Regions from separate parts of the Mus musculus genome. Here regions 1, 3, 4, 5, 6 and 7 are each linked to region 2. A link is a loop called in an ENCODE intact Hi-C map of the cell type or tissue named here. Cell type or tissue: left cerebral cortex. All regions are shown on one strand. Region 1 holds the start of Med14 (mediator complex subunit 14). Region 2 holds the start of Usp9x (ubiquitin specific peptidase 9, X chromosome). Region 3 overlaps Med14 (mediator complex subunit 14). Region 4 has its middle 9.4 kb from the start of AA414768. Region 5 has its middle 17 kb from the start of AA414768. Region 6 has its middle 77 kb from the start of AA414768. Region 7 has its middle 63 kb from the start of AA414768.

Region 1 (4,000 bases), 310 kb before region 2:
TCTTATTTTTCACTGAACACAGCTTCTGGGTTAGATATTGAGCTGTAAGGATCTGGACACAGAATGTGGAATTCAGCTGAGGGCTGTGCTTGAGATATGTTTAGGAGTCATACAAATGATGGGGGGGGGGGACTAAACATAGATTATTCTATATCAATAAAACAGATCTCTCTCCATAAACTAAATCCTAAAATTAAAAATAGAACACAATTCAATACATTTTTACAAATTCTTTACAGAAAACCAATCACATGATCCATGATCAGTCTTTTTACCACAGCTACGCACAGGACATATATTAAACTGTCTTGAATTCTTATGAACACATGCAATATACGTACATTACTACAAGAACTAAGCTTGACAGATCACTCAGTCAGAAGCCATACGGGGTGAGGGACGTACACACACCTGTAATCCTAGCTCTTACTAGATGAGGAAATCGTGTGTTAAAAAAAAAAAATCTCAGCCAGGTGTAGTGGCTCATACTTGTAATCCCAACACTAAAGCGGCTGAGCCAGAACTGAAGGTTAGCGACCAGCCCGATTACACAGGAAGACCCCGTCTCAATAGTAAGGAGAATAGTAATACCGCCACCACTTTTGATAAGGTTAAGCTTTGTCTCATTCAATAAAATATTGTACATCAAAACTGAAAGGGAATGTTTTACAAGAGTAAGTGAAGCCCGCCCTAATTCTTTTAGTCATGTACAATGTAATTCTCCAGTAACAAAGTATTGCAAGATACATCCTAGCGTCTACATACTAACGTATTTCCCTGGAAACCTGAGGGAGCCTAACAATAGGTAAAAAGAAAACTTTTATGGACCTCAGGTAGAAGATGCTAAAGAGTTTCAAATTTTCCTAGTACCTTTTATTCACATAGTGAACCATCCGTGTAGTCGGCTTGTACTCTGAAGGTATTAACACCCTAATCACGCCCCAAGGCATTTCATAGGTAACTAGACTGAAACCCGGAGGCTCATTAGAAAAAAAGTATTCTACTTTCACTACATCCATAAAGACTTAACACGCTTTCAAATGTTGCAGAAAGAATCAGAATTTATAATGTAATTGTTTTACACAGAATCGACCTCCGGCATTTTAAGAGAAACAATTGCAACCTTCATTTAAAACATTGTCAAAAAAGATGTAAAACATTTCCCTTCGTTGAAAATCCCGTTCAGTTCGAATTCTACGTAGTCCTCAATGCTTACTCTTCGACTTAGGTTTTTAGAAAATATTCCACATAGAAATTAATACACTTCTGTTGGGAACTCAAGACAAAAATCCCAAAGACAATCTTCAGCGCAAGTGTTAACATGCGAAACTAACCAGTCTCCGTGCTTTCATCGTCAACCAGATCCCCAATAGTTACCTCCTCCCTGTCCCCAGAACCTAAACCCCATGAATTTCCAAATTCTACGCTCAGCAGCCTAGCTCAGTAAATGGCAAGCATAAGCCTCTCTTGAAGGCGGGAAGGGCAAGTGAGGAGCCGGGAAGCAGGCATGGGTTCGCAGCACTTACAAGTCCGTCAACACCATAAGCTCCGAGTAGGCCCGGTGGAGCAGAAATTCGATGAGCGTGCTAAGCCGGTATCCAGGGCTAGCTGCCGCCGCAGCTGCCGCCGCCACAGCGGCTGCGGGCGGCGGGGGAGCCGGGGCAGACGCGGAGCCGCTGCTGCTGCCTCCGCCGCCGCTGCTGCCACCGCCGCCGCCAGGAGGGATCAGCTGGTGGTTGTCCAGCTGCACTGGGGCCATGGCGGCGTACAGCCCGGCTCGGGGCAACCGCCTGAGATGCGGCCCTGGAGCCTCCTCCCGGGCTCGGTGACCGCACCGAGGCGGGCGCGGGCAGAGTGGCCGCCGCCTAGCGCCAGGCCGCCTCTGAACAGGAAGCCGAGCCCAAGCTGCGGAGGCCCGCCCCCATGTAGGGCCGGGCCGGCCGGCCGCAGGGAGGCGAGCGTGGGGCGGGAGGGCAGAGAGGCGGGCCGGCCGCCACTCAAGTGGGGAAGCTTCCGCGACTGCTCAGCGGCCGCCCGGCCGGCGGGTTATAGCGTCCATGTTGCTGGGCCGAGAGCGGAAGTCGCCAGGCAGAACGGAAGGGGAACCCGCGGGAGGCCCTTTCCAAAGGCAACCTGCGACCGTTCCCCGCGCTGTGCTGTTCTGGGGGACAGGAGGAGGGGGTGCGTGGGAGAGGGGCGGAGCCAGGAGGTGCGTGGGCGGGAAAGCGGAAAGGGGGGTGGGCGCAAGGCGCCGGAAGCCGCGCCGCCAGTCCAGCGGCCGCGTCACAGTAACGTCAGTGGTCCCTAAGCGCTCTTTTTCCCCGCCTAGGCGACCGCAGCGGGACGGTGAACGGAGAAGGGTTGGCGGAGAAACCACCCGTCTCTCCTCTCGGGGCCCCAAAAAGGCGGCCTGCGGCGACCGCGCGCTGTGACTGTCCAACGCACGCTCCGCCCATAGGCGACCCTGGCGCGACGCGTGGGAGAAAACGTTACAGTCTCTTTTTTTCCTTTTTCCTTTTTTTTTTTTGTCAATTGTGGGACAAGAGCAACGACACAATAACGTCATTTGAATGCAGTCTCCTGTGTGCCGCGCCTTTGCTGTCACCCAAAGCCCAACATTGAAACACATGTAGTCCTTAAATCCTTTGCTGGTGTTCTTGGCTTTTGTCCCTGCCCTTGCAGTAGCCGCCCTATCCTGCCTGGGTTTTCATCTTTCCAACTACAGCCTCTTTCTCCCAAAATCCACATGTTTTGTCTGTTTTCTAATCTTGGCTTCTGTTTGAAACGAACTGCAAGCCTTTAAACATGTCTGTGGGTTCCCTCCACCTCCATAGATTCGGAAGCAATTGGTCTTTCGTGATGTCTGGGCTTCGAAAGTTTTTTTGTGTGCGTTTATTTTTGTTTTTTGTTTAGTAACCTAGCTATTCTCACGCACAAGTCACGGAAAAATTAACTGTTAAAAGCGTCTATTTTTGTGACCCTACCTAAACATCGTTTTGCAGCTTCATCTCTCGCAGGTGTAACAGATGCTCATGCTGATCGTAAGGTTAGACAATTCTCTTTGTTCTCCACTTGTACAATTGCAGTGCTCTTGATTCTTGGTCTCACTGTGTTGTCGGGGCTGGCATTTTTTAGCTCTTGAGCTCAAAGTAATTGGGATCACAAGCTCCTCCACTACCTCATCCATTTTTCAGATTGATAAATCATGTATTTATGGGGTACAGTGTTAAATTGCATATGTTTATGGGGTACAGTGCATGAATACACTCCCGAATGAACAAATCGGACTCATTGACTTTGATCACCTCTCATACTTTATTCTTTGTGGTGACAGCTAGAATATACCACCACCTCCTGCCACAACATTGCCTTTTGCAGGACTAAGGATTGAATCCAACCAAATCCTTGCCTATAGTAGGCAAACATTCTGCCTTTATATCCCCAGCTATTTTTTATTGAGTTGGGTTCTCCTTAAATGACATAGGCTCACCTGGGACTTGCTATGTAAATTAGAATGATAACTTGTGATCCCCTCCCTCAGTCTCCTAAGTATTTGGGATTATTGGTGTGCACCTCATGTCCAACTAAAATTCACTCTTATCTGTAGGAGATGTTATTCTATATCTGGGATATTAACTAACATCGCTATGTAACATATTGCTGCCTAACTGAAACATTGTATCTTTTGAGCAACATTTCCCTTTTCTCTGCCCTCAGCATCTGATAAAAATTATTTACTGTTGCTTTAGTGAATTGGACTTGTTAAGATTCCACTTGAAGTGAGAAGAGATACTGGCTTTGTGTGCCTGTCTTATTTGACAATATGTAATGTCCTCTTGATCCATACATGTTGTTGCAGGTGACATTTCATTGTGTATGATATATAATAGACATGTCTACAGTCTCACAGTATAACTCAGACTGACTGTAAGCTAAATCCCCCCTGCCTCACTCCTGAATGCTAGGACACTGTACATGATGAGACACACACATTTTTTTT
Region 2 (4,000 bases):
AAGCATGCACGGAAGTAATTATATAAATAAGATTGCATGTGGTAAGAGTTATAAGGACTATAAATAATGTGTTTAGGGTAAGCTATTAGTTTTGTGGTGAAAACAGTCTTGTGCTGTATAGAGAAATGGTTTCAAAAAATTACACCGGCAACATGCTGTCCCCTAAATTCTTTGGGATTCCATTTAATATTCCTTTATTAGAAATGACTGTGTTGGGCTGGAGAGATGGCTCAGCGGTTAAGAGCACTGATTGCTCTTCCAAAGCTCCTGAGTTCAATCCCCAGCAACCACACCGTGGCTCACAGCCATCTGTAATGGGTTCCAATTTCTTCTTCTGCTGTGTCTGAAGACAGGTACAGTGTACTCACATACATGAAATAAATAGAAAAAAATTTTTTAAAGAAATGACTGCTTATAGCATAAGTTCATCTATTCTATATGAAATGTAATTAACTTTATAGTATTTTATAATGATTTTTAAAGATTTGCTGCCAACAGGCATTTTTAAGTCAAAATGAAATATCGATCAGTAATTGTATTCATTTTCTCTTCATTTGTGAATTTTAGGTAAATTATAGAATCGTTTCAAACCTACAACGTTTGAGATTGCTCTGTTAAGTTCTTCCTCCGCAGCTTATAGTTCGGAGTCTCAATATGCAGAAAATAGTCCCTGACATAGCGGATGGGTTCATAAGTCCCTCCCAGGTTCTCACACTGAATGGTGTTGATGATATGGCAATAGAAGTTCATTTTGCTACATTTAGTATTACTGAGTAGCTAAGGTGTCTAGGACGGTGTATAATTTTTTGTCTTTACTGTTGTAAGGATTCCGGTGTCCAAAATGTTCTCAGTCCCAGTCACTATGCCTTTAAGACTGACGAAATGCTTTTAGGTACTGATGCTGCAGGATCGTGTGAATGAGCTGCTTAAAGCGCCTCCCTCAAAGTGGAGTGGGAAGCAGCTCCCCCCACCCCCCGCGACCCCGCTCTGGAGTTCAAGCCACACCTTCCCCCTATCGGCTGGGTGCAGGTGGCCAAACCCTCAGGACCTGGCACCACTGCTCTGTGGCTTGTCCTATCCTCGTGTCACGTGACATGGGTCAGCTGCGCAGTCGAGACCCTCAAGCAAGGCGGGTGCAAACGCCTAGCACCGGGACCCAGGAATCTAGTCTTTCCGTCACCCCCCCCCCCCACTCCCCAACCAATCCTCCGAACCATCCCGGAAAAGGGGGAGGCCGGTGACGTCACCATCCGGGCACTGGATGGTGGGGCCATGGTTCACAATGGAACAAAAACAAGCAGCCCTAGTCAAACTAGCGACGCGGCTGCAGCTTGCGTGCTTATTAACCCTTTCCTGTCCACATCCCTGCCATTCCCGACAGTCAGTCCCTTTGCCCAGGCCGCATGCCGGATCTCTCCCTTCCCCCCACTCCACCCTCCTCTTTGGAGTGGTCCGAGTCCTTCGTCAGCTCTCGGTTCGGTCCCCTACGGTTTGTAAGGGTCTCTGGCTCCCTCGCATGACCCCCTGCAGTGGCCGTCCGGAAGCGATGGTACGATCTTTCCCTAGCATTGTCTTCCCCTCCCCCACCCAGCTCGCAGTGTTCCAGGCGACGGGGCCTTGTCTGGGCCCCCTAGTGGCCCACAGCGCTCTTCCTTTCTTTCCCTCAACAGCCTGAGGTGGACAGGGAGAGGGGGCAGCTGGCCCAGAGGGGGGCTGGGCAAGGGGAGGGGCCGGGCCGGGCGCTGAGGGCGGGGCTTGGAGGGGGAGGGCCCTGATGGGGGCGGAGAAGCGCTGAGCCTTGGGCGGTGCTGAGACTAGTGGGAGTCTGCGCTGCCGCTGCTGTTGCTGCCGCCGTCGCCGCCGCCTCCGACACTGCCACCGCCACCGCCACCACCACCGGCCGTGCGGGTTTTCTTTCTTTTTCTTTCTGTCTTTTCTTTTCTTTCTTGATTTGTTGGGTTCGCCATATTGACGAGGCTGTGGTACCCAAGGCTGCGGAAGCTAGAGTCCGCCGGTGGCGGAGCCGCAAGCTCTCGGTAAACGGCCCATTGGGGCCCTCCTCCCTGTCCCAGCGAACCCCCTCCCTGCCTGCACCGGCTCCCAGGCCTCGCGGGAGTCGGCCGCCGCCGCCTCGCCCTCCAGGGAGGCGGCCGCCTTTACCGCCCCAGGGCTTGGGGTGGGTGACGGGAGTGAGGACAGGAGCGGTAGCTAAGCGAGCAGGCCTGGAGTGGGGGGACAGAGGCGGCGACTAGGGGAAGGTGAAACTGCCGCTGCAGGAGGAGGAGCAGGAGGAGGTGACGCAGGAGAAACGCACCGCCCGGAGCTTGTCTGAGCTCAGCGCCCGAGCCTGAGGGGAGAAGGGGGAAGAGGGCTGCGGCCGGCCGAGAGGGAGGCGGCGGCCGTGGTCACCGCTGCCCTAGGGCGGCCAGGGTGAGGGCCAGACCCCTGGTCGGTACGCGTCGCGCGTCGCGAGCCCGCCCGCCATCCGCAGCCTCTCATATTTTTGTCCCTCGCCAGCCCCCGGCTTGGGATGCTCCCAGGTTAGGCCCGGTCCCGGGATCGAGCTTTTGCATCTCGTCTCCCGCCTCCGCGTGGCCCGCTTCGTAGGAGACTCCCGGGTTGTGTTTGGTGAGTACCGAGCCCGGCGGCGCCCAGGGCCTCCGGCTGGCTGGAGGGCTGGGGAGGACGGCGCGAGGGGGTGTGTGTGCGTAAGCGGTCCTCCCTTGGGGGCCTGGCTGCCGGGGTTGGGGGTCGCCCCGAGCCCCGGCCGTCGCGGGCGCGCGCGAGCCTCCGTGGTGCGCGCGGCCGGCGTCCCGCGAGCGTGTGTCCGTGTCCGTGAGTGAGCGTGGCGCTGTGTGTGCGTGTGTGTTTTGGACTGGCAGGGAAAATGGCTGACGGCTCCGGCCCTCCCCCTTCCTCCCCCTTCCCTGCCTGACGGGAGTGGAGAGGAGGAGGAGGAGGAGAAGGAGGAGGATGGAGACTCCGGCGCGCCGTGCCGCCCCTCCACCCGCGCGGGAGGTCGGTCGGGAGCGCGCGGGGGCGCGGGCACGGCGCGGGCGGGGGCGGGGACGGTTGGTTCGCGCGCCCCTTAACCCGGCGGCGGACGCCCTCGGCCTGTTCCACTTGACACCGAACGCCATTACTGAGGTGGAGTGATTTGGAGCGGGAGCGCTAGGCCCCGGCGACGCCTGGCTATCAGGCCCGCGGACGAGTTGGCCTCCTCGCCGCCCTCCCGCGATAACCCGCAGTCGCTCAGCGGCCCAGTGCCCTGAGAAGGCCGAGCCGGTTATCGCTCCCCCACACCTCCCTCGCCCCCTCCGGCTGCTCACGGTGGGCCAAAGGCCCGGAAGGATGTTTTGATGCCGAAATCGCTTCCAAGCGACAGTAGACCGACCACCTTTGTATTTTTAGCTGTTCCTGAAGGAGGAGGAAAAAACGAAGACGAAGAAAGGAAATACTAGTATGTGCAAGTTTGTAACTGATAAAACCTTGAGATGCTGGTGATGTGAGGCTGCAGGCTTGATAAATGGCTTGTTTTTCATTCATTGTGAAATATTTAAGTTAAACAGGTGCGAAGCTGGGGGTTTTGTTTCTGTTTGGATTTCTTCAGAGACTGGAAGATAAGATTTTTAGATACGACGTGCTTAAATTATTTTGAAAGTTCTGTAGTTAACACCGTTAATTGAATTTTCACAGCCACAGTTTACAGGTGTGTGTAATTGCCACAGAGGGTCGTTGATTGTAAATGAAGGAATTGTGGGGTTTTGGTAATATTTTTGTTTCTGTTAGTAGGAGAGGCACTCGAAATAATTTTTTTTTAACCTTAAAACCCACCAGCCTTGCATCTCTCTTTTTTTGTATAATTTGACTTATGAAGAATTATTTTGGGTGTACTTACGTGGGAACTCTGTAGCCAGTAATAAAAGAGCTCATTCGCTTCATTTATTATAAGGATTGGTTAACCATGACTAGGTTTGACACTTGAGCTTAATTAAAAATA
Region 3 (4,000 bases), 390 kb before region 2:
ATGTATAAAAATTCATTTAACATTTTAAAACCACACTTAAAAGAGAAAATACCTGAAAAGTTAATTCTATTAATAAAATTATTTGAAACAATATCATCCTGCAGATAAAAATACATTTCTTGTATATACATGTAGATTTCTACATGAAAGCTAGGATTCAGCTCCAAATAGAAAAGGATTGACTCCTGATCAAGACATCTTAGATTGCCGAACCCATGTGATTAGTACTGTGAAGAGAACTGGAAACAGAAGGAGAAAAAGGTTAAGCTAAAGGAAGAATCAAAGTTTAGTCACCTACTCTGGAACAGTGGCAGAGTTGGGTGAAAAGCAGGAGATGAAAGCAGAAAAGAGACAAAGAAGACAAAGAAGGCCTCAACTCTGACTGCAAGGGAGACTCAAGCCAAGTTGAGGAGAACACATGATACAGTTGCAGTAAGATACTTAAAAAACTAGAATTTCATGGTTATACTTGTAGAAGCTCAATCATCTTAAAATGTAATCAGACAAACATCTAAAATTTCATCAAGGATAATACATTGTCTAGATAACTCAGCATGATATTATCATTTAAAAAAACACACAAAACAAAACAAAACAAAAACTCCTCCAAATAACATCAAGTTATCAGAAGACATTTGAATCACACCATATTCATTAAAGTTTAAAAAGTCCCTGACTGGCTTCAAGAGACAGTACAGTACTCTTAAAAAGAAATCCTATTGAGATGTACCAGTGCCAGAAACTCCACTGAACACTGGACAGGCACTGCACTGTGGACTTTTTAAATGACTGGACTAGGTTGTGACCAGCAAAACGTCCTATTGTCTTGCTGACGACAGATTAAATTGAGATTGTTTAGAACAACCCCAAATGGGCTGGGGAAGGTAAAAAGTTAAATAAGATAAAAGAAAAACGTCATGCAAATTAGAGCAGTCACGTTTTTGTTCCTAGTTAATGCTGTATACATTTTTAAGTATACCTTAAAAATGACATTTTCCTAGCAAAAAGGTTCCCATTTTCTCACATATGAGAATCGTATTCTTTGGGATCCTTGATCTCTTTTTTAAAGACAAAGCTCTTTCATTTTAGCAAAATCCTATACTGAAAAACAACTGAGGTGCTAAAGACTATCACCAGTCAGGTTAGGAATGTCTGAAGAAACTAACCTTAAAACAAGAATGTTTTTGGTCAAATTTCAGACATACATAATTAAAAAACTGACTGGCCCCACCAGATTAAAGATGAAGGGAGGCCCTAAGAACTCTAGAGAGCTTATACATACACAAGTGTCTCTTTTAGATCCTAGTTTTATTAAATATTGCTTCTTTGGGATGTGTTTAACAGCTCCCAAAACCATTTCGGAGTAAGGATTCAAAGCGGGCATATTAAAATACAGCTTCAATATAAAGTTTGTCACAGTTTTACAGTATTCAAAACTGACAGACCTGCCTTAAAAAATAAAAATAAAAATCAAAAAGGACCATTACACCCAAAACATAAGAAAACAATTAAATAAACAAGTTTGGCATTTTCATTATTTTATAGTATAAAACAGAATATTAAATCTATTACTGGCACGAGGACACTGATCTGTTACCTAGTTTGAAATGTGTCGCATTTAAACACACTATACAAGTTCACTATACAAAAAAATTGATGGTCTTTTTGATGAAGTGCACCCTGAAAATGTTGCCAGTTTAGAATATTTAGCTCTTAAGGTTAAAAAAAGTCCTTTTCCTTTTTAAAACTGAAGGCTGAATTCAGCCTTTTTGTGTGTGTGTGTTGTTTTGTTTCATTAGTCAGCCTTCCTGGTTTAAAAACAATAGTGTCTATGGACGCCCACCAGGGGGCAGTGTAAGATTAGCCATTAAATCACGAACAGCTGCAAATATTGTGCATTCACCTGCAACAGAGAAAAATGGTCATTAGCTATTCGCAGTGGAGGAGAGACGTTAACACACCAGTGAGGGAAGGGATGGTTAAAATCAGTCACGAATTTGAAATCAAAGACGTTAAGTATTTTAAACTATTCAGATTTTAGGCAGTAGGAACTGGTGTGGTGTAACATTATATTTGGGTTGGGCATTGTTTTTGTCTCAGGAAGAAACTGGGAGCACATGTCAAGTTTAAACAGAGAGAAAGAGATGCTTTCAGTGCACGGAAGCAGTGCCACATTGGATAAGACTTGAACAGTCTGACTCTAGAATACTTAATGCATTCTTGATCTAACGATAGTTCTAATGTATATCAGTGCATTAGTTATGACATCCGTGATGTCCTTCCAGCTAACTCTGCATGAAAGGCCAGATAAGGCTACTTCCACTAAGTTATAGTAATACTGCTGACCAATACAATGTTCTGCAGCAAAAGAAATGTCCATGCTCTACACAGCACTACTTTGGCTAAGAAATTCAACATTTTCATTTTATATTGTAGTTAGGTTAAATTTTAAATTTGGCTAGTGAAGTTATACTGCACAATGAAAGTCTATGACAGCTCATAGAGATTGTTGGCTTCATGGAAATATTTGACTTCTAAATTTACACATTAAGACTGAAGTCAATTAAATACAAAAATAAAGGAGGTTTTGTTTCTGTTTTCAAAGGAGAAAAGGTTTATTAAGCTTAGGTATTTTTCCCCTTTTCTTTTCATTGTAGTTGTTATAAGACAACGAATGGTCTATGTAAGCCAAACTGGTTTAGAACTCAAAACTCTCCTGCCTCAGCCTCCAGGGGCAGAGATTACAGGTGTAACACCACTGAACCAAGCTAGCATTTTCCCTCAAAATGTTTGCACTGTGGGAGAAGGGCAAGGAAGCTGACATATCTCATGGCAAGGATGTAAAAACTCGATTGTGGAGGTACAACTCATACTCCTCATCCTCACGCCAAACTAGATCCTTCCTGTTAGAACAGGCTTTGACACTACTTATGGCTGATAGGGGGTGAACGGAAGCCCTCATAGGAATTATGGCCTGTCAAAGGGTAGGACACTGTGTTCCTGTGCAAGTCACTGCCAGTCTTTGCTCCAAGCACTGGAAAATGAGGGTACAGACAAAAGGACAAAGGAAATCCAAAGGTTTGTCCAACCAAAGAAGGAACAAAAGAAAAAAAGAAAGCACCCCCATAATACCTTACCAATTCTTAACAAACTGCGGTGCGTATGTGTGCATGTACATGTGCAAGCGCATGTGTGTGCATGCATGCCTGTGCATACAGGGACATGCATACACACTTTGACACTTTACACTGATAGGTAGAAAATTTGCTAGATCACAGTAAGATCAAATCATTTCCCTTTTAATTTTTCAATCCCAGTGGATAGGACATACTTAAAAGTTATCCATATGAAGGAATTATGTTTACCATCCGAGTTCTACTAGACTGCTAACTTGAGAATTGTGATGGCTTTAAATTTTGATTCCTGAGGGCCTATTCTCAGCTGAAGAGAAAGGTTAAAGAATGAAAGCAGAAAGTTGTCAGAAGTATTCTAACAAACGAAGCACACTGTTCTCTACTGCCCAGTGGATTCCTTAGAAACTGAGGCAAGCCCTTACCTAGGTATGGAATGGGGGAACAGATAGCTTTTAAAAACTTCCTTTTCCCCTCAGGATTCCTAAAACTTTTGACACTGATACTTTAAAATGTTTCAGAGAACAGCTTTGTCCTCATTTCTCCTAATTCTGTTTGCAAGCTATTCTAAGGCTATAAAGAGGACTTCCTTAGCATCAGGCATGAGCGTACATTCATAAATATTAGAAATGAGCAAAACTGAAGCAAAGTTCTCTTTGCTGAGCTTCATGATTTAGACCCCCAAATTTGGCATTGCCAGGAGTTAAGTGTGGGCTACTCCATTGTCGAAGGGACCTCATTTATCTGTCAAGAAACACTCTGGTTTCCTGGGAAATGTCCAGTCTCAGAGCTTCACTGTGCGTTCAGGGTAAAGGCTCACTTGCACCCGCCTGACACTTACATAAGAAGCCCAAAAAGCAGCGATGCCA
Region 4 (4,000 bases), 130 kb before region 2:
AGTAGGTTACTAGAGTATTGTCTGTAATTCCATCTTGAATGGTGGGTAGTTATTGACTTTATCTCCTTACATCATTTACTTAATGATTCTTCAAAATCAATAGTCTTTTTTTTCTTATTTAGTTTTTATTCATAATCATAAACTGAACTCTGCAATCCATCTATACTTGGAGGGGAATGAGGAAAATATGGAACCCACAGAACTTCAGTGAGAGCAGAGATTACAGGGTACTGTGAGCAGGTGGGGTGGGGGCGCTCTCCTGAGCTACAGAAGGAATGGTCTGATGGATAAGATGCCCCCAAGTCAAGCTGTGCAGAGTAGGCAATGGTGATCTTGCAGTTCCTAGACCCAAAATGCTCATGGCTTCCACAATGCTCATGCCTTCTTTCACTAAAGACCACATGCTTGGGATCCAGTCTTGGCAGTGCAGATAAAAATCTGGGAACCATTAGTGTTTGGCCCAGCATTTGCCATGGACAAGGAGATGTCAGGATGGCCCTGCCACCAGTGCCATTATGGTGTGTGCCATCACCACCCTGGCTCATGAAACCTGGAATAATTCTGCAAAAGGAGGAATCCTTATATCCAAACTCTTTCCAGTGCTCAGAGCAGGAAAGTTTTCTGCTGTCCCTGGAACTTTGTCTGCAAATAGCTTGAAGGAGACGTGGCCCAAGGGCTCACCATCACCCCACTGTGAAGTACACAGTGGGGTTGACCGTGGCTGCAGCAAGCAGCAACAGGGAACAGCAGTGTCTACAAAGCCAAACTCAGTGGTTTTCAACATGTGGGTCAGGACCCCCTAAGGTTTGGTATATCAGATATCCTAAATATCAAATACTTACATTATGATTCAGAACAGTAGCAAAATCATAGTTATGAAGTAGAAAAAAAACCTTTTGTTCTCTAAGGCAGAGATTGGGGGTCACCACAACATGAAGTAGTGTATTAAAGGGCTGTAGCATTAGGAAGGTTGAGAACCGCTGGTATAGAGAATCTATGTATGTTGTATATATAATTCGTTATAAGTCATGTGCATCTGACTGAGTATGTATGGTCTGATTGCTTCATTATCCCACTAGCTTTTGCATATAAAGTTTTATGTCCCAGTCAGGCATGATGGCGCAGGCCTACAGTCCCAGTACTTGGGAGGCTGAGGCAAAAGGATCATGAGATGAACATGGGAAGACATCTGAAAATCTGCAAGGTCCCATGCTTCCTACAGTAGTACTAAGGTGAGGAAATTTGCTTAGTTTTCTGTGATCTAAATTGATTTGACCATAAAAATCCTCTCATAAACTCTTTAAATATCTCAAAAGCCAGTAGAACTCATGTGACCTGTCTAGAGAGTACAGTTCCTGGGAAACTTTGCTGGTTGCTTTTCTCATATCAGAGCATTGAAAATGTATTATCAAAGCCAGGCAGTGGTGGTGCTTGGGAGGCAGAGGCAGATGGATCTCTGTGAGTTTGAGGCCAGCCTGGTTTACATTATAAAGTTTCAGGATAGCCACGGCTACGAAGAGAAACCCTGCCTCAAACAAACAAACAAACAAACAAACACACAAACAAAAAGTATTATCGTGTAGTGCTCAAAGTATTTCTCAAAAAAAAAAAAAAAGATGAAACCTTTTACCTTAACCCTGAGATGTCTTAGTCTGACCCACCGGCAAATGAGCATTAATTTGATGTACGAGGAGAGAGGGAATCTCAGGATATACTGGTAGGAGAGTTGGCAAATATACAAGCAAGATAAGGAAGAGAAGTGGGATGAGTTACTGAACATGTTGTAGTTATGGGCAGTTGAGGCTCTACTATGGAAGAGACACCGTGTACCCATCCAAAACAGACACACACACACACACACACCTCTGAAGGCAGGAAGCTAGTGTATTTATCTTAAGCTGAATCCCAGTTTTATTCCTTGGCACATCCCTTCTTTCTTGTGCTGGCCATAGCCAAGGGAAAGTGTGCAAACTACTGGCCACAGGTTCTTGCAGTAAAAGTATTGGTCTTGTGCTGGAAAGTGAGTGCCAAGGGACTATGAAAGGGCCAATGTCAGTATCTGCCACGTCTCTGAATTTTAAGTGTGTTTTTCCTAGTCTCTTCTTGGCTCCAGTGTAGTTAAATATACAACCTTACTAGTAAAATATTTTGAAAATACTGAAGCAAGCTATTGATTTTTTTTTTTAAGTCCAAAAAGCCATCTGAGAATGATCAAGTTGGCAGTAGTAAGGTAGGCAGGCTGGAAGGCATGACCACTTGAGCTGCAGCTGACACCTCTGGAATGAGGCAGATGCTGTGGAGGTGGGCACACCTGCAGGGGTGTGGGGCCACAAACCCAGCTTCTGGGTTAAGAGCAGTCCAGTATAGCTGACAGCTGTGATTAGAAAGATCAGAGCTGTGGAGACGGAGAGTTGGCTCAGTAGGTAAAGTGCCTGCCAAGTAAGCACAAAATCTTGAGTTTGGATCTCATGTACCCACCCACGTTGCGGTGTGTGTGTGGGGGCAATCTTGGGAGACTCACTGGCTGGCCAGTCTCGTGAAAACTGAGAGCCACAGGTTCAGTGAGAGGCCCTGTCAAAAACTAAGGTGGAGAGAAATTAAGGAAGATACCTGACAACAATCTCTGGCCTCCACACATGCCAATGTATATTCATACATACATACACATACATACACACACACACACACACACAGAGAGAGAGAGAGAGAGAGAGAGAGAGAAACAGAGAGAGACAGAGAGAGACAGACAGATAGATAGACAGACAGACAGACCAACAGACAGACAGAAGTGAACATAGTGTCCCTAAGGGCACTTGTACATCTGCTACAAGTCCAGGCATAGACAGTGCTTAGACACCCAGGGGACAATAGGCAACGGGTAACAGTTACTTGTCTGTAGAATGCTCTTGGCAATACTAAGGCAAGATCCAGAGCCACAGAAAACGTTCAGAAGTAGATGGGTTGTCAAGGCAGACTCTTAAGTATCTGAAGCAAGTATAAGAGCAAGAGAGAGAGTCAAAAGTAGAAGTGTGGCTAACAATGTGCAGAACTGTGACTCCAGCTACAGAGACAAAATTTTCTAGATTGAGATACCATAAGCTGCAAGAATCTCAGTTCTGAGTCCCAGCATGTGGAGAAATATTCCACCCAAATGCAGTGTGTATGTCCTAAAGCATAGAACGTCTGAATCACAGATAAATGGGCATCACCTGGTACTTGAAGTAGAGGGACAAGACCTTCAAGGCAAGGGATGGGCCCTGCTGTGATGTTTGCAGCTCAGAAGTTGTCATGAGCCAGGGCCTCCATCCTTCCTTCTCAATGTGTTCTTTTCGATTATTGTTTACATGTATTTGTTTATTGTTTGTTTGTTTAGTGTGTGTTTGCAAGCTTTGTGTGTGTGTGTGTGTGTGCGTGTGTGTGCGTGTGTGAATGCTATGGTGCTCAGGCAGAAGTCAGAAGCTCACAGAGTTGGTTCTCTCTTTCCACCAAGTGAGTGGAGGGCTAAGGCTTGGCAGTAAGTGCCTTTGCTCCCTGAACCATCTCTCTGGCCCTGAATGCATAGCCCCGACTGTTCCCTTGTTCTACTCCTACCACAAGCCTTTGGGGTAGGGAGGAAGGAAAGAAGGAAGGGCAGGAGGGAGGGAGGGAGGGAGGGAGGGAGGGAGGGAGGGAGGGAGGGAGGGAGGGAGGGAGGGCAGGGAGGGAGGGGGAGGGAGGGAGGGAGGGAGGAAGGAAGGAAGGAAGGAAGGAAGGAAGGAAGGAAGGAAGGAAGGAAGGGGTGAGTAGAAGATTGAGAGAGAGACTGATCAGACCAAGCCACCAAACCAATCAGACCTACTACATCCTGAGCTGTGATCAGGGCCCCACCCAAACCACCTAGCCAGCTTTTCCTTCTCCATCCCACGCTCTTGGCCTCTGAAATTCACTGAGAGAGGATTCGAGAGCACTTTGAATAGCCTCTACTTTGAACAGAAAAACTCCCCTCCCCTTGATTTCCCTG
Region 5 (4,000 bases), 150 kb before region 2:
CTCCGCGATGGTTAAGTTTGGTTTGCAACACTTATGTCAGGCAGCTCCGGCGTCATCTGAGGACTGCAGCCTCAGAGAGGACCTGAACTCAAGTGCACATACTCTCACAAAGACACAAACATACACATATTTAAAAAAAAAAAGCAATATAACAACAAAAGGAGTCATATAATGAGTTTTAATAGCCAATGTCTAGGGTCACCAGTTCTTATCCCAGAGCCAGTCCCACACTCCTGCTTACCTGTCTTCACCATTTCACAGCAAATGCTAGGCCTTGTATTGTTTCATTTGTCAATAATTCATGTGCATGCAGAATAAATGAGCCCCGGGGACTTTCTCATGCTAGCCAGCACCCGCAATCCCAGCACTCAGGAAGCAGAGGCAGTAGGATCATGAATCCTAGGCTAGCCTGAGCTACAAAGAGAAGTCTGTGCAAGAAAACAAAAGATGCAGAGCTGGAGAGACAGCTTGGCAGTTAAGAGCAGTGGCTGCTCTTCCAGAGGACCCCAGTTTAATTCCCAGCACCCACATGGCGGCTCACAGCTGTCTGTAACTCCAGTTCCGGGGATCCAACACCTTCACACACACAGGCAGGCAAAAGACCAATGCACGTAAAAATAAATATATAAGAAAAGAAAAGATGAAAGTAATGGGTTTCAGCGATGCTCATTAGTGGACACTAATGAATAAAGAAAGCATTAAGTAAAATCAGGCCTGGAAACTTTCTAATAAATGAACCAGGCTCGTGGTACCTTGAGATGACACACACGCTATCCATCTCTTGCTGTGGCGTGACCCAAAGTACATTACAGTGCCTATTAAATAATCCCACCTATAACAAAGCGTCAATAAGTTTCTGTGTCTAAAAGAGCAGATGAGTGGAGTGACTGCCTGCAGAAGCAATCAGCCAGTGTCAAGGATCAGCCTGCATTTTCTTTCTTTTTTTTTTCCTTTCCTTTTCTTTTCTTCTTCTTTTTTTTTGTTTTGTTTTGTTTTGGTTTGGTTTGGTTTTGGTTTTTTGAGACAGGGTTTCTCTGTGTAGCCCTGGCTGTCCTGGAACTCACTTTGTAGACCAGGCTGGCCTCGAACTCAGAAATCTGCCTGCCTCTGCCTCCCAAGTGCTGGGATTAAAGGCGTGCACCACCACCACCCGGCCAGTCTGCATTTTCAATAAGTCAATAGCACGGAAGTAAGGTGGGGATAAGGCTGTTAGTGAATAACACAAACTTCAGGGCCCTGGTAACCAAGTGGAATGTAGGATCCTTGCTTAGGTCTTAAGTATGTCTTTCTTATCGTTAAGGACCTTTGGATACAGATTAAAGTGAGACGATGCTGTGGAATTATTGGTGCTGGGAATGGAATTCAGTGACAAAATGCTTGCCTAGCAGGCATTGGGCCTCAAGTTTGAGTCCCAGCCCAACAAATGAAAAAGAAAGAAAAAGAGAAGGAAAAAAAGAAAAGAAGGAAAAAAGGAGAAAGAGACTTTTGTTGTTTCTAGAATTGGGGATTTAACCCAAGACCTTGCACATGCTAGACAAACACTCGACCACAGAGCTACAGAGCCCAGTTATTCGTTTTGAAGATGCAGCTGGGCGTGGATGGAACTTAAAACAACTTCCATGACTTTACTAGGTAGAAATGCTTATAGAAGCATTTTTTGGATGCCACAACATGGTCTGGGTTTTGCTTTAAACTACTCTGACAAAAACAAAGTGTGTCTCTACATAACAAATGCCTTAAAGACAGTCATTAATTCCTTCAGAGAAAAATACTTCTGTCTCCATTCCTGACTGAGAGGTTTTAAATAATTTTCAGAGGGTACTGGATGCATACACCCACCTCCACGGGTTTCTAGCTCCAGAGTCTACAGGATTTAGTTGGCTACATCATGTTCATCGCTATTTCTCTCTCCATTTGTCACAGTGTATATAACATGTCTCTGAGAGTCTGCCTTTTATAGACCATTGACCAATCATAGCCATTTTAAAAAAGATTTATTATGTAGTTCTGCCTGCAAATATGCCTGCATACCAGAAGAGGGCGCCAGATCTCATTATAGAAGGTTCTGAGCCACCATTTGGTTGCAAGGAATTGAACTCAAGACCTCCTGAAAAGCAGTCAGTGCTCTCAACCTCTGAGCCATCTCTCCAGGCCTCATAGCCATTTTTTTAATTTTAATTTTTGTTTTATGTATATGTGTGTTTGTCTGTGTGGGGGGAGGGGGTACCCCCTGTGCATATAGCGCCCTCAGTTGTCAGAAGAGGTGTCTGATCCTCTAGGACTGGAGTTATAGACAATTGTGAGTTGCCATGTAGGGGCTGGGAATTGAATGTGGGTCCTCTGGAAGAACAACCAGTAGTTTTAACCACTGAGCCATCTCCCCAGCCCCAGGTCCTAGTCATTTTTTATTCGATCAGTTAATTCATTTGTGTGTATGAATGTGCATGTACTGTGTGTTAGGGTACACATATGTCACAGTGCTCCTGTGGTAGTCAGAGGCCCAACTTGGGTGTGAGTTCTTGCCTACCCTTTGTTTGAAGTACTGGCTCATATTGCTGCTACCCTGCACCCTAGGCTAGCTGTTCTATGAATTTCTGGTGGGGAGGACAGCTATTCTCCTGCTGTCTTGCTGTGAGAGTGCTGGACTAGTTCTCACTCCCGGCCTTTACTTGGGCTCCAGGGATTCGAACTCAAATTGACTGAAAAGGTTGTTTTTTTTGTTTTTTGTTTTTGTTTTTTTGAGACAGGGTTTCTCTGTGTAGCCCTGGCTGTCCTGGAACTCACTTTGTAGACCAGGCTGGCCTTGAACTCAGAAACCCGCCTGCCTCTGCCTTCCCAGTGCTGGGATTAAAGGCGTGCGCCACCACGCCCGGCAACAACAGAATTATTTCTTAATCCCTAAAATTCAGTGCTTTCAAGAGGATTTGCACCGAATTCAGTTGATGCATGGCAATTTTGCCAAGGATGGGTAAATTTAGTATTATAGTGTGTGTTTTTGTGTGTATGATGTGTGTGTGTGTGTGTGTGTGTGTGTGTAGTCATGCCAGGTAATATGTGGAGTAGGGCAGTCAGGGAACAACTCTATAGAGTCAGTTCTTTCCTTCCATGCAGAAAAAAAATACCCATTTATATAAAATAAAAACAAAGGAAACTTTCAAAAATTCAAACAAGAACAAATGTTAGAGTACGTGAATGAGGGCATTCAGCAAGGCCACAAGATATGCAGTCAAGCCGGGCGTGGTGGCGCATGCCTTTAATCCCAGCACTCAGAAGGCAGAGGCAGGTGGATTTCTGAGTTCGAGGCCAGCCTGGTCTACAAAGTGAGTTCCAGGACAGCCAGAGCTATATAGAGAAACCCTGTCTCAAAAACCAAAAACCAAAAAAAAAAAAAAAAAAAAAAAAAGAAAAAGATGTGCAGTCAAGGCCAACCACAGTATTTCTAACAGTTTGCAGGGTGATTCTTGCATAGTTGCAATTTGACTTTTTCTTTTCTTGTAATCTTTTGAGACAGGGTCTCATTTATATAGCTGTGGCTATCCTGAAACTCACTCTGTATACTAGACTGGCCTCAAACTCACAGAGATCTATCCATCTCAGCTTCTGGAGTGCTAGGGTTAAAGGCATGTGCCACCATGTTTTAAAGAAGCCCTAACTTTTAAAAAAGATCATCTGCATAGCTCTAAAAATGAAATCACTAGATAAAAATTTAATGACACATTTTTAGGCTCTAGACACTAAAACTATTTAGAAACTAAGAAGATAGGACAAACAGGTAAAGAAATGGAAATATAAATTGGAAGATTCAACATAGAAACAGAGCAAGTGCCTCCAAATGACCTGTAGATGTCAAAAACTTGTCAGAATTGTTTTGTAGACAAGTGAATTTTAAACTGGAAAGGCAGTCACTAGCATAAGTGAAACAATTTAAAGAAGAACAAAGTCCGAAGCATCTTCAGTTCCTATTTCTAAGACTTACCAGGGGCTGGAGAAATAATTCAGT
Region 6 (4,000 bases), 210 kb before region 2:
TCCCGTAGCAAACGCTCATTTCCTAAGGGTGACATGCGCTCAAGTGGCCTGCTTGAGAACAGAAGTCAGTGAGAGAACTGAAGAAAATCTGTTCTGAAACTAAGACAGATTTCCTAACAAACCTTTGGAAAGACACCCCGTGGTCCCTTTCAGTTCCCTATGAACGCCACACGGGAACCGGGTGGGAGTGCAAGCTAAACGCAAGGAATTCAAAGAGCCAAGGTTGCTGATGGCTGATGTCAGAGCAGGTACTTTAGAACTCCAGAATTTTCTGGGCGGAGAGCAGGGTGGGGGTGGGGTGGGGAGCTGTGTGACATTGCTCCCTAAGCTCTTTTCAGCCTTTTTTCTCCCAGCAGCCCATTTTAAATGAACAATAGAATTGCAAACCCTTCATTCACCACATGACGTGATCTCTGATTGCTTGAACAACACTGCTCTGTGCAATCATTTCCTACCCAGTAAGAATCATTTCTCTTCGCCTTAGTGATAATATCCTGTTGAAATATAATGCCTGCCAGTTCCAGACAGTGACTACATAATGTCTGGAGTCTTTTTTTTTTATTCCTTCTTCTATATTTAACCTTTGAATACAAGTGATAAGAGAAGTTCCCAGATGAAGAGAATCTTTGAGTCTATGCTGAAATCTGTAATTACTTAACATCCTCTGATAAAACAGTGAGTCGGTAAGTGTATAGTACATAGATGACCCTTGTTCTCTGCCTTCAGATACCAGCTGTGTGAGGAGAATGGATGCGGGTTTTCCCACAAAGCTGGTACAATGCATAACAACTGTCTTTGAACAAGCACATGTACACACTGTGTAATTTTAAAAAAAACAACCAAATACCTGGCAATTACTTATATTTATTTAATATGTGTTTGGGTGTTTTGCCTGCATGTATGCCCATGCACATGTGTGGCTGGTGCCTGTGGAGGACAGAAGAGGGCATTGGATCTCCTGGAACTAGAATTAAGCTGCCATGTAGGTGCTGGGCATTGAACCAGGTCAACTGTGATGTGTTAATAAAAAGATAAAGAGAGAAGAGATTATGTTCTTTGGATGTGTGGTGAGGTGTGGGGGAAGGGAATGTCTCAGCAGGCCCATGCTGAGGCATGCCTTCCCTTTGAGGGACCAGCCACAGAACAGTATAGAATAGAATAGAATAGAGTTTATTCAGGGCATGGGGAGGGGAGTTAAGAAGGTAGTAGAGGCAGAGAAAGGTAGAGAGAGGAGAGGAGAGGAGGAGAGGCAGGCCATGAGCACATGGTGGTGGTGGGGGTGGGGAAGGGTCGAGGAGACAGAGCAGGAGCAAGAAGGAAAGAGACCAAGAGAACAAGAGAGGGAGGAGGGGGCAAGCAGCCCTTTTAATAGTGGACCAGGCCTACATGGCTGTTGCCAGGTCACTGTGGGGAGGAGCATACCTGGCTGGCCCCATGGTGTTAATTTAACACTCTTTATTGGATACACAAAGGCAGATTTTTCTGTAGAAAATCAAGTGAAAAGACTAACTGCCCAGTAGACTACTGGGCTGATAGGAAAACAAAGAAAGAGAAGGGTGGGTCTTGCTAAGGATGCTTATAATACGGGCTATTAGAACTCAAGGCAGGGCTAGAAAGACAGCTCAGCATTGAGATCATATATGGCTCTTACAGAGGACCTGAGTTTGGGTACCATGTTGGGTGGCTCACAACTGCCTATAACTCCAGCTCCAAGGCATCTGATGCTCTCTTTGGACTTTTGCAGACACAAACCAACACACCCATCCACACAATTAAAATAATGAAACGAATCTTAAAGAAAGCAGCAGTAGCTAGGCGGTGGTAGCACATGCCTTTGATCCCAGCACTTAGGAGGCAAAGATGGGTCTATAGATTGAGTTCTAGAAAGCAGGGATACACAGAGAAACCCTGTCTTGAAAATTAAAACAAGAAAGGAAGCACAACTTGAGGCAAAAACAAGCCACCAAAGTGAGGCCCAGTGCAGGAGAGATCACAAAGTCATAGAAGGGAGTCAGGAAAAAACAGGTTTCCAAACCTGCATTCCTTCCTAGCACCTAGGCTGAACTGGGATGGTTGTTATGCCGCTATGCTGGAGTCAGGTTTCTGTAGACAGGACTGTGTTCCTGGGCTCCGGCCTACCATACTCTGACCCTGCAACTCTACTCCATCCAGTGGCCAGAGGTATCCATAACACTTCCTGTTTGGGAATCTGCTCTGGCCTCCTTCTGGTCTTCCCAGTCCCTCTATTCTATATCTATGGCTAGACGGCAAAGGTTTTCACAGAACGGCAGGAGGCACGCGCAAAGGCAGTGGTGGGCACTTCCTAAAAGGGACCATTGTGAAGGAAGACACTTTCACAGTGGGAAAGGACCATGGCCAGAGAGCTCATGGTTTGGTCTCATATGTTGGTAGTCAGGTTTTAAGTTATTTGAAAGTTTCTGAAACAGATTTCCTGCAAGGCAGATTCCTGTCCAGGTGATTGACAGCCCCATTTAGATTAACTCTTAAGAGAAGGGACAAAGTGCTTTTGTTCCTGCTGGACAGTAATCTTCCTGGCAGCTCAGAATTTCATATCTGTATCCAGGGCTAGACATATGACTCACACCCCATTCTTTTAACCAAAAGTCATGTAACAGAGTAAGTTAAAAGGGATCATAGAAAGAAAAAAATAAGAACCTAATGAAACCTGTTAAAATAGTAATACTTTACCAGGAAGAAATGGGCTTCCCTTCATGGGCCTCAACAAAGCCAGGCTGTCTCTATGTTAAGGTGTTTTAAATCTTGGGGCTGCAGAGATGGCTCATTGGAGAAAGTGTTTGTCACACAAGCATTGAGGACCTGAGTTCAGATTCCCAGAACCTGCATGAAAACTGGAATAGGAGGTGCACACATGTAACCCCTGTGGTGAGGAGCAGAGACTGGCAGATCCTGGGGGCTGGCTGGCCAGCCAGTCTAGCCAAAGTGGCAACCTTAAGTTTGATGGGCCATTTCTATAAAAATAAGATGAGAAGAATAGAGGAAGAGATCTAACACAAAGCCCTATCCTCTACTCACATGTGCGAGTATGAGAACACTCTCCCGTCTCCCATGACAGATGCATGTGTAACAAGCACATGTGTACATGTACACACACATGTGTGCACACCTGAACACACACACACACACAAATAAAAAATCATTAACAGAGGCTGGGAGATGTTTGCCCATGCCTTTAATCCCAGCACTTGGGAGGCAAAGGCAGGCAGATCTCTGCCAGGCTGGTCTACATAGAGAGTTCCAGGAGAGCCTGTGATACACAGAGGAACCCTGTCTACAAAAGAAAAACAAAACAAACAAACGAACAAACAAAACCAAACCAAAGGTTGGAGAGATGGCTCAGCAGTTAAGAACACTGGCTGCTTCCAGAGGTCCCGAGTTCAATTCCCAGCAACCACATAGTGGCTCACAACCATCTGTAATAGAATCTGATGCCCTTTTTGGTGTGTCTGAAAACAGTGACAATATACTCATATACATAAAATAAATAGATCTTTAAAAAAAAATGAGTGTATTACAGGGAACACAGGAAGCCTGAAAGAGAAACACAGGTCCCTGAAGCTGGTTAGGAATGAAGAGGTCACCCTCAGTGACCTTCAAATCTGAAAATTCATTTACTCAATCGCTTTCTTGCTTGTTTTCTTGTTTTTTTTCCTAAGATAGACTCTCTCTGTGTAGCCCTGGCTGTCCTAGAACTCACTATGTAGACCAGGCTAGCCTCAAACTCAGTCTCTGCCTCTTGAGTGCTGGAATCAAAGGCATGGGCCACTATGCAGAAAAATCTGCAGATTTCTAACTAGGTACTTACAGCTCCCAAGCAGACACCCACCTGCCTTTGTTCGCTATGTTGCCACAGTAGTATACTATAGTCTGGGCAATTTATCACAGAAACAATAGAAAGCAAGAATTTGACTTCTCATGGTCCTCAAGGCTAAGGAATCCCACACGAAAAGGTGCTGGCGTT
Region 7 (4,000 bases), 200 kb before region 2:
CTCTGGCCGCTTATTTCTTCATTTCTTTGTTTCAGACAGGGTCTTGCTGAGTAGCTCAGGCGGTCCTCAAACTCAAGATCTTGCTGATTGTGCCTTGCAAGCCTTGGGGTTACAGGTATGCACCACACTTGGCTTTCTCAGATGTATTTTTATAATTTTCTTTTTATTTTTAAAGATTTATTTATTTATTTATTTTATTTATTTATTTATTATATGTTAGTACACTGTAGCTGTCTTCAGACGCACCAGAAGAGGGCGTCAGATCTCATTACGGGTGGTTGTGAGCCACCATGTGGTTGCTGGGATTTGAACTTCGGACCTTCGGAAGAGCAGTCGGGTGCTCTTACCCACTGAACCATCTCACCAGCCCCCTTTTTATAATTTTCAAGGTTTGTTTTTATTTGTGTGTACATGCTGAGCATGTGTACACACGTGGGGGGCAGGTGACTGAGCTGGACATAGGTACTGAGAGCCAAGAGCAGCATACTCTTGCCTGGTAAATCGTCTCCCGTCCCCTATTTTATTTCTATTTACTTTTGAGACATGGTCTCACTATGTGGTAGTGGTTAGATAGCCTTGAACTCACTATGTAGCAGACTGTCCTAAAAACTTGCAGTAATCCCGCCGCCCCTGGCTCCTTTGTGCTGGAATTAGAGAATTACCGTCATGCCTGTATGCTTTTAATAAAAAGAAAATAATAATGGTAACACTAGGTCCTCTCCATCAGACTTCATTATGCTGACAGTAAACTAATTTTTTTTTTTAAAAAAAGCAAAACCCAAAGGGCCAAATAGATTGGGAGAGTAACAGCAGCAGAACTTTGGGGGTGAAGATGCAAAACACATAGGGAAATGGACCGCAGGGGCTGAATCCAAGAAGCAAACTGACCTTTTGTTAAGCTTCAGAAAGACTCTGGATTTGGATGGGGGGCCCAACTCTAGCTTATGAAACTGGGGTGTAGGTGAAGCTGGAAAATAAGAAGCCATATTGAAAACAGTTGGGTCAGTGTGAATCCGGTTTGGAGATAGAAGCAGTGTAAACAGGACGCTGCTGCACAGAGAACCAGGACCGCAATAGCACATACTCAGCAGGTGCTGCTGAGCGACACCCCTAGGCTGAACAGAAGGGATTTAATGTACTGACTAATGTATTGCATCAACGAGTTGACTAATTAGGAAGTTGTTCGGTAGGCATTGAAAGCACACAAAGAGAACTCTGAGAAAGAAGGTATCATGGAGACAGTAACCACAGGAGGCAGTGATAATCCTCAAGGCTGGGGAAACAAAGAAGAGAGTGGAATTATTAAAAAGCAAACAACAAAAAAAATAAGTATGTCAGAGAAGGGTCCCAAAGGACTGGAACGTAGGACCCACCCCCACGCCCCCAAAGCAGGGCGTTGCTGCACGCACAGGTTCAAGTGTCCCTGGGATGAGGGTGTGATAAGGTAGCTCAAGCACTGCAGACCTGCCTTGCTGCAGGGAAACGCAGCTGCTGGAGCGTTTAAGCCAGGCTGGGCTGCGGCAGGCTGGAGTGGGAAGCTGGTCCCTCTTCCTTTGCTAGCCGCTGCTTCCCTCTACTGCCCTCTACGGGTGAAGTCTAGCAAGGACCAGCCAGCAAAATCAATGCGGCTAGCAGACTCCGCCCAGCCAGCACAAAGCCAGACAGAAAAGGGTGGATTAGAGCCAGAAGACAAAACAGTAATTATTGACAGTGTGTGTGTCAGGAGCCATAGATTCCCAGCCTCAGAGATGTAACGGCTCCCCCGACCCCTGCCGCATGCCGAACAATCTGTGTGTGCGCCTGTGTGTGTGTGTGTGTGTGTGTGTGTGTGTGCGCGCGCGCGCGCGCGCGGGGATGTGTTTAAAGGGTGTTGTCACTTGACTGGGGCATATTAAGCATTGCTGAACGAGGGATTCTACATCAAGAATGAGGAGTAATTGAGGGTGAAATGACCCTCAGCCCTCATCGTCCGGTCACCTTCAATGGAAGATATCACCTGTCATCAGCATGCCAGAAAGCTGCATTTCTCAGGCACTGACAGCTTTAGACACCAGAATAGTGGTCTAAACTGGGTTTCAGCAAACGTCATACCAAACAACCCTCATCAGACTCTCTTCTAATCCTGTCCTTAGGTTCTAATCTTATAACCTGGAACTAGTATATACCCCAGGAAACCCACTACATCAAGACAGAACATAAAACATTGACTATAAAATCATTTGGAAGAAAAAGAATCCATTGAGAGATGTAGCCACTTCAACAGTTAATATTTTCTGAGAAATAGGAGATGATATTGCAACCACATAAAAACACCTAAGGGAGCCGGGTGGTGGTGACTAACGCCTTTAATCCCAGCACTTGGGAGGCAGAGGCAGGCGGATTTCTGAGTTTGAGGCCAGCCTGGTCCACAGAGTGAGTTCCAGGACAGCCAGCACTACACAGAGAAACCCTGTCTTGAAAAACCAAGAACCAAACCAAACCAAAACAAAACCACCTAAGGGATAGGAAAAGTCCCCTGGAGATTTGAAAAGAAAAGAGAAGAAAAGAAAAGGAAAGGAAAGAAAAGGAAAGGAAAGAAAAGGAAAGGAAAGGAAAGAAAAGAAAAGAAAAGAACTGACTAGAATACATGAAAAACTCAACGGTCAGATTGAAAGCTAAGGTTGAGTAAATCTCTCAAATATGAAACCGTACCCAACCATGGTGGCACAAGCCTTTAATGTCAGCCCTCAGGAGGCAGAAGCAGGTAGATGTTTGTTCCAGGAGAGCTGGAGCTCTACAATGAGACCCTCTTTCAAAATATTTTTAATTAATTAATTAATTAAAAACATACAAAAGAAGGCCCGGAGATGTAGTTCAGTTAGCAGAGTTCTTGCCTTATAATAAATGCTGGCTAGATGGGTGGCTCAGTGGTTGGGTGCTTTCCACCCCCCACATCCAGTGGGTCACATCTGCCCGGAATACCAATTCCATGTGTACACCTCCTCCCTCACACATAGAGCATCATCCAAAACAAAATCAGTATTTTAAAAATGCCAAGAAAAATGAATTCCAACAGAGACTTCTGGACCTGTAACAAGAACCCATTAACGGGACTAATTAACAACATGTTTAGATAAACAATCTCAAAAACTTGACCTCCCATGCCCTGAGTCCTCAAGAGCTAGCAGAGCTGCTCCAGCAAGGAAGAAAGATCCTTAAGAGGAGGAGTGTGGTGATGGGAGCTCCCAGGGTGACAGTGGATGAGACTCACAGCCCACCAGGGTGCAAGCCCTGCAGGCAGGTCCAGTGATAGGAAAGCTGGATGCTGAAGACTAACGGATGAGCACAGAAGGGCTGAGAGGTAGCTCAGGAGTGAGTATAGGCTTATTTCTGCATGAAGCCCTGGCTTCTATTCTCAGCAGTGGAAGAAAGAGAGGGAGGGACGGGGAGGGGGAACTAAGGAAAAGGAAGAGAGAATGGTACTATATAGCCTCACCGTGAAGCACATTTATACAATTATAATGATGTAAAGGTTCCATGTTGGTTTAGTCAAAATGATGATGCAACTTGATTGGGGGCTCGAGGACTGGCAGTGTGGCACTGTTTATGGGAACAGTAATTTTCTTTTGTACATTTAGATGTCCCTGTACAGGTCAGGGCAACACTACCCTCATGTGCGCAAAGTACAAGAAGAATCTATTACCAGAGGAGAAAATGGTTGCCTTGGGGAGTAGGAGAAAAAGGATGGATAATTTTGGTGAAAATGAAACAACCTACATTTGAAATATAAGAAACGGAAATTGAAAAAACGTTTTTAAAAGAAAAAGAGCCAGACTGGAGAGATGGCTCAGTGGTTAAGAACACTGACTGCTCTTCCAAAGGTCCTGAGTTCAAATCCCAGCAACCACATGGTGGCTCACAACCATCTGTGACGAGATCTGATGCCCTCTTCTGGTGTGACTGAAAACAGCTACACTGTATATATATATATATATATATATATATATATATATATATATAT

Evidence for each region. Hi-C counts contacts between places; a loop is a spot of excess contacts. Peaks named below come from ENCODE experiments on the same cell type or tissue, not always from the same donor. Only the 100,000 strongest peaks of a DNase experiment are listed, where the experiment ranks them.
Region 1: a loop joins it to region 2, with 10 times the contacts of the local background. A loop is called at or near these places in 4 of 42 quality-filtered maps.
Region 3: a loop joins it to region 2, with 2.3 times the contacts of the local background. A loop is called at or near these places in 6 of 42 quality-filtered maps.
Region 4: it touches region 2 in a loop (2.7-fold over the local background); 4 of 42 quality-filtered maps call a loop at or near these places.
Region 5: a loop joins it to region 2, with 6 times the contacts of the local background. A loop is called at or near these places in 14 of 42 quality-filtered maps.
Region 6: it touches region 2 in a loop (4-fold over the local background); 2 of 42 quality-filtered maps call a loop at or near these places.
Region 7: a loop joins it to region 2, with 7 times the contacts of the local background. A loop is called at or near these places in 8 of 42 quality-filtered maps.

Annotation. Positions count from the first base shown.
Region 1 is chrX:12,759,941-12,763,940 of GRCm38, forward strand. It overlaps Med14 (mediator complex subunit 14), which reads right to left and starts at 2,033. Exons shown (of 31, transcript NM_001048208.1): 1 at 1,527-2,033. The coding sequence starts at 1,759. Gm14634 (predicted gene 14634) reads left to right here and starts at 2,338. Exons shown (of 5, transcript NR_045852.1): 1 at 2,338-3,046. In left cerebral cortex, a CTCF peak has its summit at 1,911; DNase peaks (open chromatin) are centred at 1,609, 2,208 and 3,037; H3K4me3 peaks cover 3,502 bases; H3K27ac peaks cover 2,639 bases.
Region 2 is chrX:13,069,698-13,073,697 of GRCm38, forward strand. Usp9x (ubiquitin specific peptidase 9, X chromosome) reads left to right here and starts at 1,801. Exons shown (of 45, transcript NM_009481.2): 1 at 1,801-2,036. In left cerebral cortex, a CTCF peak has its summit at 1,620 (motif pointing left); DNase peaks (open chromatin) are centred at 288, 975, 1,400, 2,282 and 2 more places; H3K4me3 peaks cover 3,518 bases; H3K27ac peaks cover 2,673 bases.
Region 3 is chrX:12,675,749-12,679,748 of GRCm38, forward strand. Med14 (mediator complex subunit 14) reads right to left here. Exons shown (of 31, transcript NM_001048208.1): 31 at 1-1,903. The coding sequence ends at 1,830. Among named protein-coding and RNA genes, the nearest start is that of 1810030O07Rik, 4.1 kb to the left of the region's middle. In left cerebral cortex, a CTCF peak has its summit at 1,841 (motif pointing right); DNase peaks (open chromatin) are centred at 1,860 and 2,909.
Region 4 is chrX:12,944,282-12,948,281 of GRCm38, forward strand. It overlaps the pseudogene Gm14534. Among named protein-coding and RNA genes, the nearest start is that of AA414768, 9.4 kb to the left of the region's middle. In left cerebral cortex, no CTCF peak of the experiment used is centred here; a DNase peak (open chromatin) is centred at 2,486.
Region 5 is chrX:12,917,735-12,921,734 of GRCm38, forward strand. No RefSeq gene overlaps it. Among named protein-coding and RNA genes, the nearest start is that of AA414768, 17 kb to the right of the region's middle. In left cerebral cortex, a CTCF peak has its summit at 2,030 (motif pointing right); no DNase peak of the experiment used is centred here.
Region 6 is chrX:12,858,232-12,862,231 of GRCm38, forward strand. No RefSeq gene overlaps it. Among named protein-coding and RNA genes, the nearest start is that of AA414768, 77 kb to the right of the region's middle. In left cerebral cortex, a CTCF peak has its summit at 2,177; DNase peaks (open chromatin) are centred at 353 and 2,202; H3K4me3 peaks cover 456 bases; H3K27ac peaks cover 778 bases.
Region 7 is chrX:12,872,294-12,876,293 of GRCm38, forward strand. No RefSeq gene overlaps it. Among named protein-coding and RNA genes, the nearest start is that of AA414768, 63 kb to the right of the region's middle. In left cerebral cortex, CTCF peaks have their summits at 1,585 (motif pointing left) and 3,910 (motif pointing left); a DNase peak (open chromatin) is centred at 1,576; H3K4me3 peaks cover 915 bases; H3K27ac peaks cover 1,037 bases.